Regions from separate parts of the Mus musculus genome. Here region 2 is linked to region 1. A link is a loop called in an ENCODE intact Hi-C map of the cell type or tissue named here. Cell type or tissue: heart. All regions are shown on one strand. Each heading gives the region's core, and the rest is flanking DNA. Links, peaks and the distances in the headings are about the cores only. Region 1 overlaps Cpd (carboxypeptidase D). Region 2 holds the start of Cpd (carboxypeptidase D).

Evidence for each region. A loop is a pair of places that touch in the nucleus more often than their neighbours do. Peaks named below come from ENCODE experiments on the same cell type or tissue, not always from the same donor. Only the 100,000 strongest peaks of a DNase experiment are listed, where the experiment ranks them.
Region 2: a loop joins it to region 1, with 3 times the contacts of the local background. A loop is called at or near these places in 1 of 42 quality-filtered maps.

The regions. Positions count from the first base shown.
Region 1 is chr11:76,785,639-76,792,893 of GRCm38, reverse strand. It overlaps Cpd (carboxypeptidase D), which reads left to right. Exons shown (of 21, transcript NM_007754.2): 14 at 23-158; 15 at 899-1,030; 16 at 1,804-1,899; 17 at 2,003-2,067; 18 at 6,492-6,623. Among named protein-coding and RNA genes, the nearest start is that of Gosr1, 26 kb to the right of the region's middle. In heart, for the core only: a CTCF peak has its summit at 3,438 (motif pointing left); no DNase peak of the experiment used is centred there.
Region 2 is chr11:76,842,965-76,850,219 of GRCm38, reverse strand. Cpd (carboxypeptidase D) reads left to right here and starts at 3,212. Exons shown (of 21, transcript NM_007754.2): 1 at 3,212-3,996. The coding sequence starts at 3,254. In heart, for the core only: a CTCF peak has its summit at 3,280; DNase peaks (open chromatin) are centred at 3,149, 3,989 and 4,459; H3K4me3 peaks cover 2,142 bases; H3K27ac peaks cover 2,182 bases.

The DNA of each region.
Region 1 (7,255 bases), core at 2,247-4,746:
CTTGATTTCTTTTTCATTTTAGTTGGTTGACAGGACTAGAATTGTGATTGTTCCCTCTCTGAATCCAGATGGGCGAGAGCGTGCTCAAGAGAAAGACTGCACCTCAAAGACTGGGCACACAAATGCTCATGGCAAAGACCTGGACACAGACTTTACAAGTAGGTCTAAACTTTAGGCCATTTAGTGCTTTTGAAGAGTCTTTCTGTGCAAGGAGATTGGTCAGCCCCACTTTGTGAGTGACGAATGCGGTGCTTACTTATGTAGGCTATGAGTGTGAAGTGTAAATCAATACAGACATTCAGAAAACATTTTAAACATTTTTTCTTTCACTTAGCAAAAGTAATTGAAGTTGTGTGTGTGTGTGTGTGTGTGTGTGTGGTTTTTAAAAGAAACGTAGTGGAGATTATTGGGGTGTTCCAGTGCCTATAGAAGGTAGCAAAGGCCCTCTATTTCTCTACCCTTCCGAATATGTGCACACACAGCATACATGCATGCTGTTATATGTAATGTCCTAATGTGCACACATTATCTCAAACTATGCACAGCTTGGAATAACCTCCCTCTGAGAATGTCTTTTCTTGGTTGAGGCAGCATATAGTGAGACAATTGCCCACACATTTTTAGTTGTTGTTGTTGTTGTTGTTGTTGTTGTTGTTCTAGATAGGGTTTCTCTGTGTGGCCCTGGCCATCCTGGAACTCACTCTGTAGATCAGTCTTGAACTCAAGAGATCTACTTGCCTCTGCCTCCCAAGGGCTTGGACTAAAAGCATGCACCACCACTGCCTAGCTACCTAGAGGTTTTGTAAGCCAGCATAGTGATGGAATTCAAATAGAGTATTTTTTTATACTTTCACAAAAATTAAAACTTGATATTTATCTTTAACTTTTCTGTTTTTAGGTAATGCTTCTCAGCCTGAGACCAAAGCCATCATCGAAAACTTGATTCAAAAGCAGGACTTCAGTCTTTCCATTGCCTTAGATGGTGGTTCTGTGCTGGTCACATATCCGTATGATAAACCAGTGCAGACAGGTATGCTGAGGATCGGTTTTCACATGTGGTATTTAATCCTGGTAGGACTTTCCAAGTCACTAAGTAATGTTCCTCCTAAAAGTTCTTCAGTAATGAGCATTTGCTTTGCTTTATGCTCAAATAATCAGCCTTATCCTACTGCACGTAAAGAATTCAGGCAGATTGGAGAGGGAAGACCCGACGGAGGCCGAGTGGCAGCATCTGGTCATACCTGTTCAGTAAGCTCTACTTTCTCAAAAGCTGTCAGGTTTTGAGAAATTCCTGTTTGTAGATTTTGAGAATACAAAAGCGAGTCTGGCACAGTGTCAGTGCTCATAGTAACAGTCTAACCACTCCCTCCCACGCTTGACACCCTGCCTAGTGGGCTGTGCCTTGTGGTAAGCTCAACACTTGCTTGTTGAATCTCCCCCAGGTCATGGAAAATGCAGACAGTTTGAGTTGTTTCGATGTAGCTTACAAGGAATATTGTTATTAGGCCCCAGTTGTCCATAATTTAGGTACAATAAGACCAAAAGAATATTGTATCTTAGTATAGAGGCCTATTGTAAATTTACCATTAGTATTTTTTTAATGTAAAGAAGATGTTTGCTCCTAAGTAAGATTGTCTAACACTAAACAAATCAATGTTGTTATTTATGATAACTTCTCAGTAAACTTCAGTGGGTGCAGAACTTGCTAGAAAGGAGAAAAGAAGACCTGAATCCACGATACTAAACTTGAGAAAAAAATCTTTTCAATTTTTCCACTGACTTTCAATTTTTTCTTTTTGGTAGTGGAAAACAAAGAAACTTTAAAGCATTTGGCATCTCTTTATGCAAATAACCATCCATCAATGCACATGGGTCAGCCCAGTTGCCCAAATAATTCAGGTAGGTACTTCCCCTACGCTGGGTTACTTGTTTTGGTTGATTGTTTTGGGGACAGGAGAGTCTTTGGGCTTGTTGACCCTACATCTCACAATGGTTTTTATAGATGAGAACATACCTGGAGGAGTGATGCGGGGAGCCGAGTGGCACAGTCACCTGGGCAGCATGAAGGTATGCTTTGGAGAGCGAGCATGGTTAGATGGGCTGAAGAATGCTGGTCATTGAGCAGAAAGCTAAGATAGAAAAGTGACTGGCATCTGGCATCTGCCTTGTGACTTCCTTGACATGCTTAGGCCTTAAATTAACCTGGCTGTAATCTTCTATTTTAAGCATTCTCAATTGTATAACTTAGTAGCACTAACTATACTTATTTCCAACCACTACAAGTCTACTTCTAATTGTTTTCATTACCTCAGACTGCACCTGTACCAGTCAAGCAGTGAGCGACTCCCTGTTCTCTCTCCCCACAGCCCCTGGCAACTGCTGCTTCTGTCTCTAGGAATTTGCCCATTCTAAATATCTCCTAAGTAAACTTACCTGTTAATCCTTTTGTATCTAATTTCTTTTCTTTTTTTTTTCCCCCTTTTTTGAGACAGGGTTTCTCTGTGTAGCCCTGGCTGTCCTGGAACTCACTTTGTAGACCAGGCTAGCCTCGAACTCAGAAATCCACCTGCCTCTGCCTCCCGAGTGCTGGTATCAAAGGTGTGCACCACCACGCCCAGCTCTGTATCTAACTTCTTATGTTAACATAATTTTTTGAAGTTTATCCATTTTATAGCACATATCACATACCTTTAGAACAAAATATTATTCCGTTATATATAGCATCTTTTGTTTATCAACTTATATGTTGATAGACAAAAGTATATAGTTTTGTTAGGCCTGAGTTTTCACTCTGTCTAGGTAGAGACCTAGGAGCGGCATTACTGGATATTATTACTGAATATTACTTTATTTCCATTTTTAATGCTCTGAAGAACCACCAAGCTCTTCTGTAGCATCTCTACCATCTTACACCTATCAGCTGCATTCAAGGACTCCATCTTCTCTGTATGCTCAGAAATGCCTGTGATTCTAATTTGCGTATCCTATCAGATGTAACATCATCTCGCTGTGGTTTTCATTTTCATTTCTTCAATGGCTAATGACATTTGACTGACTTTGTATGTGCTTGCTGGTTATTTGTATGGCTTCTTTGAAGAAGTTATCTATCCAGATCTTCTGTCCACTTTACAATTAGGTTTGGGCCAGCAGGCTGTCTCAGAGGGTACAGGTGCTTTCTGCCAAGCTTTAGGACCTGAGTTTAGTCCCCAAAACACACGTAGTGAAAAGAAAGAAACAACTTCTACAAGTTTACCATGACATGGATGCACACACAATGTTAATTTTAAATTTTTAATTGGGATGCTGGAGAGATGGTTAAGAGCTCTAGTCACTTTTCCAAAGGATCCAGGTTCAATTCCTAGAACTCACATGATGGCTAATAACCAAACATCTGTAACTCCAATCTTAGGAGGTCCAGTGCCCTCTACTGGCCTCATTAGATACTGCACATACATACACATGCATGCAGGCAAAACAGCATCCACACACATAAAGTAAGAATGAAATTAAATTTTTTTAACCAATTGGATTGTTAGTTTTCTATATAGTCCACATATTAAATCCTTTTCATGTTCATGACTTACAAATAGTTCCAGCTCCCATCCTATAGGCTAATGTTTTAACTTTTAAGAATTACGTTTATTTGGAGGTGGAAGTGAGCATGCGCCACTTGTGGAAACAAGAGCACAGCCTGTGGGCGTCAGTGCTCTCCTCCCACCATGTGGGCCTGGGATGGAATTCAGGTCTCTTCCTCATGATTTGTTGGCATATTAAGATTCTGTTTTTCTTGTCAGAGTTTTATGGCTTTAGCTCTTAATATTGTTTAAGTTCGTTTTGTATACAGTGTGAGACAGGAGCTTAGTTTCATGGGAGGGCAGGGATCTAGATGTTTTTTTTGTCAAAAATGTGAGTTTTTCCTCATTGGATGGTCTTGATGTCCTTTCAGAAAGCAATTGAACACAGAAGTATGGGCTTATGTCCAGACATAATCTCACGGGGTTACAGCTGGTCTTTTGCTGTTGTACTGTTTTTGCTATAACTGTGATTTATAAGTCTTTTGACACTGTTCTTCTTAAGGATTGTTTGGGTTATTCAAGAGTCTCTGCAATTCCAGCTGGACTGGAAGTTGGCTTTTCATATTCTGCATAAAAGGCTGTTTGGATGGACTTAGGGATTGCTCTTCTTTCTGACCCCATTTAGTAAGTGCTCTTACAATTACACAGTGAGTGGTTAACTGATCATTGGTTCTTGTGAGTAACAAGAAATTGACTTCATTTCTATTCATTCCTTTACTTTGTAAGAGTTTGCTATGTGGGGGAATACAGAGCTAGTTCAGCAGTTAGGAACACTGGCTCCTCTTCCAGAGGTTTCAGGGTCAGTTCCCAACACCAACATGCTGGGAACATGCCGGCTCTCAGGTACTTCTGGTTCAGTGCCAGAGAATCGGATGCCTGACCTTTGTGGGCACTCCACACATGTGGTGCACATAGGTACATGCAGGCAAAACACACATATACATAAAATACATCTAAAAAATGTTTAAGGAATTTACTATGTGGGAGCATCTTGCTGTATTAATGATAAAATATTTTCCAATGCCTATCAAACAAGTAGCTGTTTCAGAATTAATTGATTTGATCTAGAAGAGAGCATCTTTCCAGATATCATGAAAATTTAAAGATAGAAAATGTTATACCAAGTCAGAGCCACAGAGCCACAGCCTTCCCTTTATGTGAAGGCTAATGTCTGTGATGCAGAAAAAGTGACGCAGGATGCTCAGAAAGAGAAGGTGGCATATGCAGAGACCAGTAAGCAGTTTACTGAGTAGCCTTTACCAAATAGAGACAAGAAGGAAAAGAGTTTAGAATTCTGAATTGGTATGTTTTAATAAGGAATGGAAAGTCACTGAAGGTCTTGAGCAAGAATATAGTCTTTGAGCAAGAACGTGATCTGAGTTGTGCTAATAGTGAGCTAGGATACTTTGGGAGGAGACACTGCAAAGAAACTGGTTTGAAATAATCTAGACAAGTGACAATAGGATATGAATCAAGCATTAAAGCTTTAGTTTTGATACTGAAGTGCAGTGACAGCATTTGGAAATTATGGATAATAGTGAATCAAATCAAAATGGAGTTTCTGGCACAATAACCCTAAGGATGCAGTAGTGGCATAAATACCTTAGTGGTAACCAACAGCTCTCCAACTGGACTTAAGACAGGTTCAACAAGAAGGAAACCACGAGTAATGTTAGAAACCTAATTAACTATTTAGCTAGTGAGGTCTTAGAGAATCCACAACCACCCACTTTACTAAACCAGCATGAACACTTACTACATTCTAATTATTTATCCTTATATCACAGATAAACGTCCTCACCCTTCATCAACATAGAGACACCATTACAGAAAACTACAACCAATCAAAATGCAGAGTTGCAGAGTCCAGTCCCAATAGATAAATCTAGAAAACAAGTCTAGCACTTACAGTCTCAGAGAACATTGCAAAAGAGAGGGAAGGATTGTAAGGTCAGAGGAGTTTGCTGTGAGATTGTGTCTTTTATAGTTTTTATAAACTATAAAAATCTCACCAATGTAATTGCCTAAAAATGAGCCGAGCAAGGACAAGTACAATAGACATGCCAAAGTGGGTAGGGGAAAAACACAGGGCCTCAACCCTATACAAAGAACTGTGGGCAACTTAGAAATGGTTAGAGCTGGAGATATAGTATTCCCCAAGGAACAGCACACCAATTGATTATAGCCATCCCTTGAAACATACATATTAGTTACAGTATATAGACTGAGCAGGTTATATTTAGAAATCTATATGTATATACATAACGTAGGCAACAGCAATCAATGTCAAAAGAAGCCATGGATTTGAAAGAGAGCAAGGAGGGATACATGGAAGGGTTTGGAGGGAGAAAAGAGAAGGGAAAAATTATGTGGTTACATTATAATCTCAAAAATAAGAAAAAAATTATAACAAAAAAAGTTTGTTGACAATGTGAGAAAGTTAATATCATTAGGTAAGCGGGAGAGTTTCGGGGGAGGTGGTAAGTAGAGTTTGGAATCTGTCTGCATACCTGGTTCCTGCACTTGACCAAGTGCTCCACTATAGCAGTGGCCATTGTCACAGCAGGCTCAGACTGGAAGGATCAGGACAAGTACTTGTCCTTTACCTCTAGTGCCAGGGTAGCAACAGTGGGAGTTGGAGAGTTGAAAGGCAAGCTGGCTCTCCACGTGGACTCATTTGTGCAGCAAACCCCAGTACACTGTCTGTCCTACAGGCACCATGGGAGGCACTGCTACATCAGAGTGGACAAGACAGTCACTGTCCTCAAGGGACCCTTATTGTACATGCTGATTTATTTATATTTGTTGTAAGACTTATCACAAAAGCTGCTTACATCACACATTTTCCTTTTAGTTCATTTGTTTACAAAGTTAATTTTCACATGTACTAATTTGACTCTGGACTTTATATTCCAGGATTATAGTGTCACCTATGGCCATTGCCCAGAAATCACGGTATACACAAGCTGCTGCTACTTCCCAAGTGCAGCTCAGCTCCCTGCCCTATGGGCAGAGAACAAGAAGTCTCTCCTTAGCATGCTGGTGGAGGTGAGCTGGTTTTGAGTTGTTTGCTTCCCTCTGATACTGAGGATCAAACCCTGAGCCTCATGCATGCTGGGCTTCATCACAGGAGTGTATTCAATGAAAACCTTTATTAAAACATTTTTAAATGTATATAGAAAGAAGAATTTTGTTCTTTGTGTGTGTGAGAGAGAGAGAGGCAGAGAGAGAGAGAGAGAGAGGCAGAGAGGCAAAGAGAGAGAGAATGTGTGAGTATGTGTGTATGCTGTTCACACATGGGCTATCACATGTGTACATGTCAAAGGTTGAGGTCACTTTCTACTATACATACTAAGACACATGTCTCGATGTACCCAAACCTCACTAATCTGTCTAGCCAACTTGTCCCAGGGTCCCCTGCCTCTGCCTCCCGAGCACTGAATTACAGGTGGGCTGGCTTGCTCACCTAGCCTTTGACATGGGTTATAGGGATCTGAGCTCCAGTCCTCCCACTGTAGTGGAAAGCTTGCTCTCCTCTGAGCCATCCCTTAGCCTGAGGTTTGTCCATCTTTTTGTTGATGCCACAGATGCCATGCGCTCACAGACCATTACTCTGATAGAATTGGGAGCTTCTTGTTCTTCAAGCTCAAGCGCACATAGTCAGTCAGTGTTGCCATGGA
Region 2 (7,255 bases), core at 2,132-4,631, 57 kb before region 1:
TTTCAATAGCCTTTGTGCTCCATAAATGCTTGCCATATTAAGTTTATAAGTGTGTAGGTGTTATGCCAGACAACGAGACGTTTACAAGTGTATAATCATTCTGTTTTAATTATGCACAAATCTTTTTGAAGAAAGTAGTTATGGAATAGGCTGGCTATCCACAAGCTTCTACCCTGTTTTTTAAAAATCCAGATTTTTACCACTCAGCTACTGTGAAAAAAGAAGCCACTCCAAGTTTGTTATTTGTGAGCCAAGGCTTTGCTTTTGTGGGAGGCAGAGTAGGAAAAGGACACCTGCCACAAGCTCCCAGGCTTCTGGAACAGAGGGCAGCATTCAGCTGTGGGTAACTACAAAGCCAGCCCTCCTCCCCTCTATGCCCCTTCACTGAGCCGTGACCTGGTCTGCAGCTTTGGGTTTCATGACAGAGCCAAGTTGTACTTGGAAGGAAGAAGGCTCCAGTCCTTTCAGAGCCCAGGTCTGCACTGTGGGAGGCCTAAGGATGCCAGGGAGGGCACTGACTCAAGTTACATACCATTATTCCACTGATGCTTGTTTATTTGTGTTTCAGCCACCCTTCCTAGGTGAAGCAGCCCTGCCAAGGCCGTCCAAAGAATGATAGAAAATGATAGAGAAGGAAATATTTGATTAGAGGTTAATATGTCCCCTGGGCTCTTTCCATTTGGGTGATTGCAAAACTGCACAGTGTAATGATGAAGTACTCCCAGAGGAGAAGAGGGTCTCTCTGCATGGAGCTGGGGCTTTATTTCAGATGAGTTACAGCCCTTGTGCAGCATACAGCCTCGACTAATGGGACAAAAAGAAGAAGTATTCTCAAAACTAGAGTGGTTGTGTGTTCTGTAGCAATTTCCTCCAAGATCAAAACCTTCTATCTCGGAGGGTCACATGTTAAGGTACAGAATGCTAAAGGAGGAGGGGAAGCTTTCCATCTTGCTGGAAAGCTTCATTAGCCCCAGAAGTAAACACTTCAGCCTCTTCAGGAAGTCCCTGAAACTGACCAGATTCACTAGACTCCTCCCTCTCTAAGCATATAAGCAGTAAAGACTACTAAGACACACTCTCAGATCTGCTGAGGTACCTAGAAGAGGCTCTGGGAGGATGCAGAGACCACCTGTCTAGAGGATGCTGAAGCCAACTGAATTGACTGCTAGATGCACTATCAACCTGTTGTACTGCCTGCAAGTTATGTAGTGCCCTCCAGTTTTCCAGTTTATGAGCCATCGCCCATGTGGAGTGGGCTTTTGGCGATGCAGCTATTGTCTTTGAGTGATTTCTGCTCCTGTAAGCAACCCCTGACTCATATTCCTGTAAGTAACATCAATAAAATTCATTGATTCACCAAGTTGAATTTTAGTAGTATCCTTGCTTTGGTCTGTCATTGGTTCCATATCTGTGGTGAGCAGACATTTGTTCATGTCTCTGCAGGAATAGTTTCACACAGCACTGCTTGTTACCATGGCAATGTTCAATTTGGAGCCAGCCTGCCATCCTCTCTCTGGGTCCGCAGGAACTGTCCCATTTCACCCCTAAAGTCATTTCCAGCCATTTCTTTCCATTTCCACCAGCTCCATCCTTGTTCAAGGACTCAGTACCTTCTTGGATTATGTGCTTCTTGTGGGTCTCTTGGCCTCATGTTTAAGATTGCCTATTCTGTTCTTCAAGTTACTGCCAGGGGGAGATTTTTCTAAATTAGCTTCAAACCCATCCTTGGCTCTTTATTGATACCTCTGTGATCCCCTTCACCAGTAACCTGAACCTACAAACAATTCTAGAACACCTAGGCTCTGCTCGTAAACTTTCCAACCTCCCGTGCATGCTCCTCCTTCTATCCAGAATTCTTCACTCCCATCTTGGCTTCTTCCCTAGCTTCTTGGTTGCCTTCTCCTCAGACTGAATGAGGTTTTCCTCAGGAATGTCCCCACAGATGTATTGCATTGTTCATCCCTGCATTGGATCTCTAACTATGCAAGCAATGCCTTGCTTCCCAGCTTCTAGCTTTGACAGACACCAATTACTCAATAAATACTCAGTAATCAGTGAATTCCACGGGCTCTATGAAGATTCAATTAGAGTTCAGAAACTCGAACCATCCAGCACCGAAAGAAGGGAATGATAATGGTTATCACAATTATGTCATTAGATGGGTTAGAATTTCACGCTTGATAAAAGGATTGCCAAACTTCAAATTTCTTCAAGCTAACGTGATTAAACTTTACTTGGAAGGTTAGGTTTTTCTGGACTTACCCAAATACCTTGGGGGAAGTACACTTGCCAAGCAGGTATTTCTAGACATGGCAAATCTATCTCTTAAAGACAGCATTCCAAAACTATAGCTATGGCTGTATAGAGGTGATCTAGATGCTCCTACTCAAAAGAAGTGTGAGAGGAGGGTAAGGTCACTAAAAAACGATATCTCCTCAGTGAGAGCAGAGACCAGCACACAAAGAAGATAGTTACAATCCAACACTTTTGAATGGCCAATTAAGACCACATTAAGACAGAGGGCGCCTACTATGGAAGTTTCCACTTAATAAAGGAGATACCTAGTCACGCGACAAATCAAAAATAGAATTGATTGCTTTATGAGGTGTCTCATTCTCTTCAACTGCATGTAGGCAGATGGGCTCAAGCCCAGGCAGAACCGATCAAGGGGGATGGGGGGGGGGCGGGGAGGAAGGTGCAAAGGAGATGGGACTAAGGAGGTCTTTGATTCTCCAAGGAGATTAAGATTCTTTCTAACTTCCTGATTTTCTCAAGAGTCCTTTAATCTTTGGAACCTTTCGATTCTTTTGATTACTGACTCTAAAGCATTAAAGCGTAGCTAAGAAATGCTGCAACGAAGAAGGGGGCTAGTAAAAGCTCTCAGAGAATTTCAGAGGAGAAGCCATAAAGAAGAGACTGAGCAAAAAACAAAACAAAACAAAACAAAACAAAACAAAACGAGAGAAGTAGAAGAGGAAATAGGGAGGCGGGAAGACAGAGGGTAGAACCTTAGTGGAGGAAAGGAAAGCGACTAAAGTCCCTAAGGACTGGAGTGGAGACACGCCCAGAGGGAAAATCGTCCGCTTTAAGGAAAGCCCCGCCCCCTAGAGTGACACCCAAGCATTCAAGGCTACGATTGGCTAAGGCTGGAAGGCGGGATGGGGTTGCTAGGCGCGGAGGGGATCCGGCGGGCTGCCGCCTCCCGGAGTGTGGAGCCGCTGGAGCGGAGCGGTATTAGCGGCGTTGCTGGAAGATGGCGAGCGGCCGGGATGAGCGGCCGCCCTGGCGGCTGGGACGCCTGCGTCTGCTGCCGCCGCCACCGCTGCTGCTGCTGCTGCTGCTACTGAGGAGCTCGGCCCAGGCGGCGCACATCAAGAAGGCTGAGGCGACCACGACAACCGTTGGCGGCTCCGAGGCGGCCGAGGGCCAGTTTGACCACTACTACCACGAAGCGGCGCTGGGCGAGGCGCTGGAAGCGGCGGCGGCCGCGGGGCCACCCGGCCTGGCGCGTCTCTTCAGCATCGGCAGCTCGGTGGAGGGCCGGCCGCTGTGGGTGCTGCGCCTCACAGCGGGCCTGGGGCCGCCGCCCACCGCCGCCGCGGGGCTGGACGCCGCGGGGCCGCTGCTGCCCGGCCGGCCGCAGGTGAAGCTGGTGGGTAACATGCACGGCGACGAGACGGTGTCACGCCAGGTGTTGGTCTACCTGGCCCGCGAGCTGGCGTCGGGCTACCGCCGCGGGGACCCGCGCCTGGTCCGCCTGCTCAACACCACCGACGTGTATTTGCTGCCCAGCCTGAACCCGGATGGCTTCGAACGTGCCCGCGAGGGTGACTGCGGCCTCGGCGACAGCGGCCCGCCTGGGACCAGCGGCCGTGACAACAGCCGAGGCCGCGACCTCAACCGCAGCTTCCCTGACCAGTTCAGCACCGGCGAGCCACCTTCCCTGGATGAGGTGCCGGAGGTGCGCGCCCTCATCGACTGGATCCGCAGGAACAAGTAAGCGTTGCCTGACTGCTTTCGGTCCCACGTGAGCCTTCGAGGCCAGGAGGCTTATTTTGACAGCCAGCAGGCGCCCAAACAGTGCTTGCCAGCCTAAGGGGTCGGGGGCAGTCGGTGTGGAGAGTGACACCCAGTAACTGGAACGGAGGCCAGGTTGCAGTACCTCTTCCTCTTGCTAACTGTAAAGAAGCCTGCTTGTGGCTGTCATTTGTGCAGGGCAAGCCGGGGGGCTTTTTCCCCCCTCCCATTCTATCCCTATTTTTGAAAGACCATCGTATATGAGCAACGGGTACGGATTTTAAGGATTCCTAAGTTAGCACCTTCATTATGTATGTAGCTAAGCTTGTCACTAGAAGCACTGTGGCAAGCACTTTCTGCGACTGCATTATGTCACTCGATGTTGACCACAACCGGGCGACCTAGACACCACTCATATCCTCTAGACACCACTGGTACTCTTGTTTTGCATACGGGGAAATTGAAGGGCAGACTGGTTGACTAACATCGGGGAATCTAAGCCTGGTTACTCAGTGCTCCACTGCCAGGGAGACAGAATGTAGTTCAGAAATAGCAAACGACACCCCCAGTCACTTCCTCTGCTACTGGATAGAAACCCATTCTCCTGCCTTTACTTCTGATTTTGCTTAGGGGAGTATGGAATAAGGGGAAACCCCCACAGATCAGAACTGCTTCATTTCTGATGCCAGCTGTACTCTTTCTTACTGCGGTAGTACAGCCAGACATTGACATCGGTAACATTTAAGCACCCTGTGGGGTTTTATATTTTTGGTTGTGAGCCTAGCCTTTAACGGGCTGAGCCAGCTCTCCAGCCCGCGTGGGGTTTTAAAAGGTAAAAAGTAGAAGTATGAGGACCTTCAAAACCTAGTATGTAACAAGAGCTGTTATAACTACATATGAGAGGTTTACTCAGTTAAAACTTGACAGAAACTGTGCCCCATGACAAAATGTGCATGAGCTGCAAACATATCTCTTGGAGAGGGGCTATGATCTAACTCTTCAGAGATGAATAGTAAGAGGAAGGAGGAATGGAGGAAGATGGTACTTACTCCAGATAGAGTCTTCTTGTCTGAAGTAAACCTGTACCTCTTTCCTTTCTAGAGCACCAGCTGTGCCAGCATATTCCCTATGTGTATCTTCGTAAGGCTTTTGAGGGCGGTAGTTGGGATCTTTGTATCATGAGTTGAAGGTTTTTTTGACTGGCAGATGAGCTGAAGGTAAAGATGAAGAAAGACGTTTCTCTGTGAGACTTGGAATCATTTCTTATGTAGCCCAGACTGGCTACAGACAGGCTATGTAGCCAGGTATGACCTGAGCTCCTGATCTTCCTACTTTTGCCGTAGCTGAGATTACAGGCATGTGCCACCAGCCTTGCTTTATGCCGTGCCTGGGGTTGAACCCAGGGCATCATGCATGCTAACAAGTACTGTACCAACTGAGCTACATACAGCCCTCCTGAAGTGATGTCTTTTGTAAGATGTCAGTCATATATTATGAAATCTAGAAAATTGTGGACATTATGATCGTTCCAGATGGTTTTAGTCATCTGCCTTTGACTTTACTAGTGTGTAGAAGGTCCCCTGTAGATGCTTATCCTGTTTAGATGTTGTAGGACAGTTTCCTCTCCCTGACCATGTTAGACTTCTGAACATCTGCACAAGTTTGATTTTGATATGGCCCTTAAACTGTCAGGTGCTACGACAAGCAGGCCTTTTTATTTTACTTTTCGTTGTTGTTTTGAAACAGGGTCTCACTATATAGACTTGGCTGGCCTGAAATTCACCAGGTAGACCGGGTGGCTGGCCTCAAATTCACAGAGATACTTGTGCCTCTGCTGGAATTAAAGGTGCTTGCCATTGCCAGCTAGGGCTTTTTTTTTTTTTGAGAAACTGTATCACCTGCACTGTTTGCATTGCTTGGGTGTTTAAAAATGTCCCATAACACCTCTTGCAGGGACTTTATCTTTGGTTGTTCTGTTGTGGCCAAATGTGAAGAATTTTCCTGGGGTGATACTGATAGTCTCAAGGCAAAAATTCACTCTCTGCTTAACTCTTCCAAATATTAAAAAGGGATATTAAAAAGAAAAACACAGACATTAGTCTATGTGAGAAAACTATACTTTTAAATGTGTTTTGTGAAGTAAGTTGTTTCAGCGACGTCCTGATATTCCTTTCATCCAACTCCTTCCTTCTCTCTCTCTCTCTCTCTCTTTCTTGCTCTCTCTGTCTCTCTCTCTCTCTTTCTTCCTCTCTCTCTCTCTCTCTCTGTCTGTCTCTCTCTCTTCTTGACAGGGTTTCTCTGTGTGGCCTTGGCTGGCAAGCCTTATGCTCAGAGAAACCTACCTCTCAAGAGCTGGAATTAAAGGTGTCCACCACCTCCTCCCAGTGCATATGAAGTTTTTCCATGCTGACATTTATAGTTCAGTAGTGGAGTGCCTTCCTCATCTACGTGGGGCCCTGAACTGAAAGGTGAGGGATGAGGGAGAAAAGAGAGAAAAACTCTTAAGACATTTCTTTGGTTTATGAGGGTTGAGCCTCGGGGCCTGGAAAGCATTCTACCATTGACCTACATCCCAACCTTTGCTATACTTAATAAAGAATGTTATCATCATGTTGGGTGTGGATACAGATTTTTTTCTTTTTTCTTTTTTGTTTTTGTTTTTTGTTTTTTGTTTTTTTTTGGAGTCAGGGTTTCTCTGTATTGTCCTGGCTGTCCTGGAACTCATTCTGTAGCCCAGAGTGGCCTCGAACTCAGAAATTCACCTGCCTCTGCCTCCCGAGTGCTGGGATTAAAGGCGTGTGCCACCACGCCCGGCTAATTCAGATTATTTTTGAGGGATATTGTATATGATGTATAGTATTTTCGAGTCTTTATTGTTATCCAAATATCAAATTCTCCATTTTTAAAGAGGTTGTTTATAGGGCTATAGGAAGAATATAATAAAGTTAATTTCAAAGTTAATTTTTAAAATCTATAAAGATTATTATTTTTAATATGGTATATTTAGCGACTTCTTTAAATCTTATGATACTGAAGTCAAACACTTGAGGATTTGAGTGGAAATCTTAAAACATCTTTCAAATAAGATTGCAAATGATCGCTCTTTGACAAAGATACTAAAGAGTAGCCTTACAGCTACTGTGACAGGTATTGCTTTGTTTTGACATTGTCCCCAGAAGAGTGACATTGTATCTTAAAACTATGTAATTAGAATACAGAGAATCACATTTAATTACTC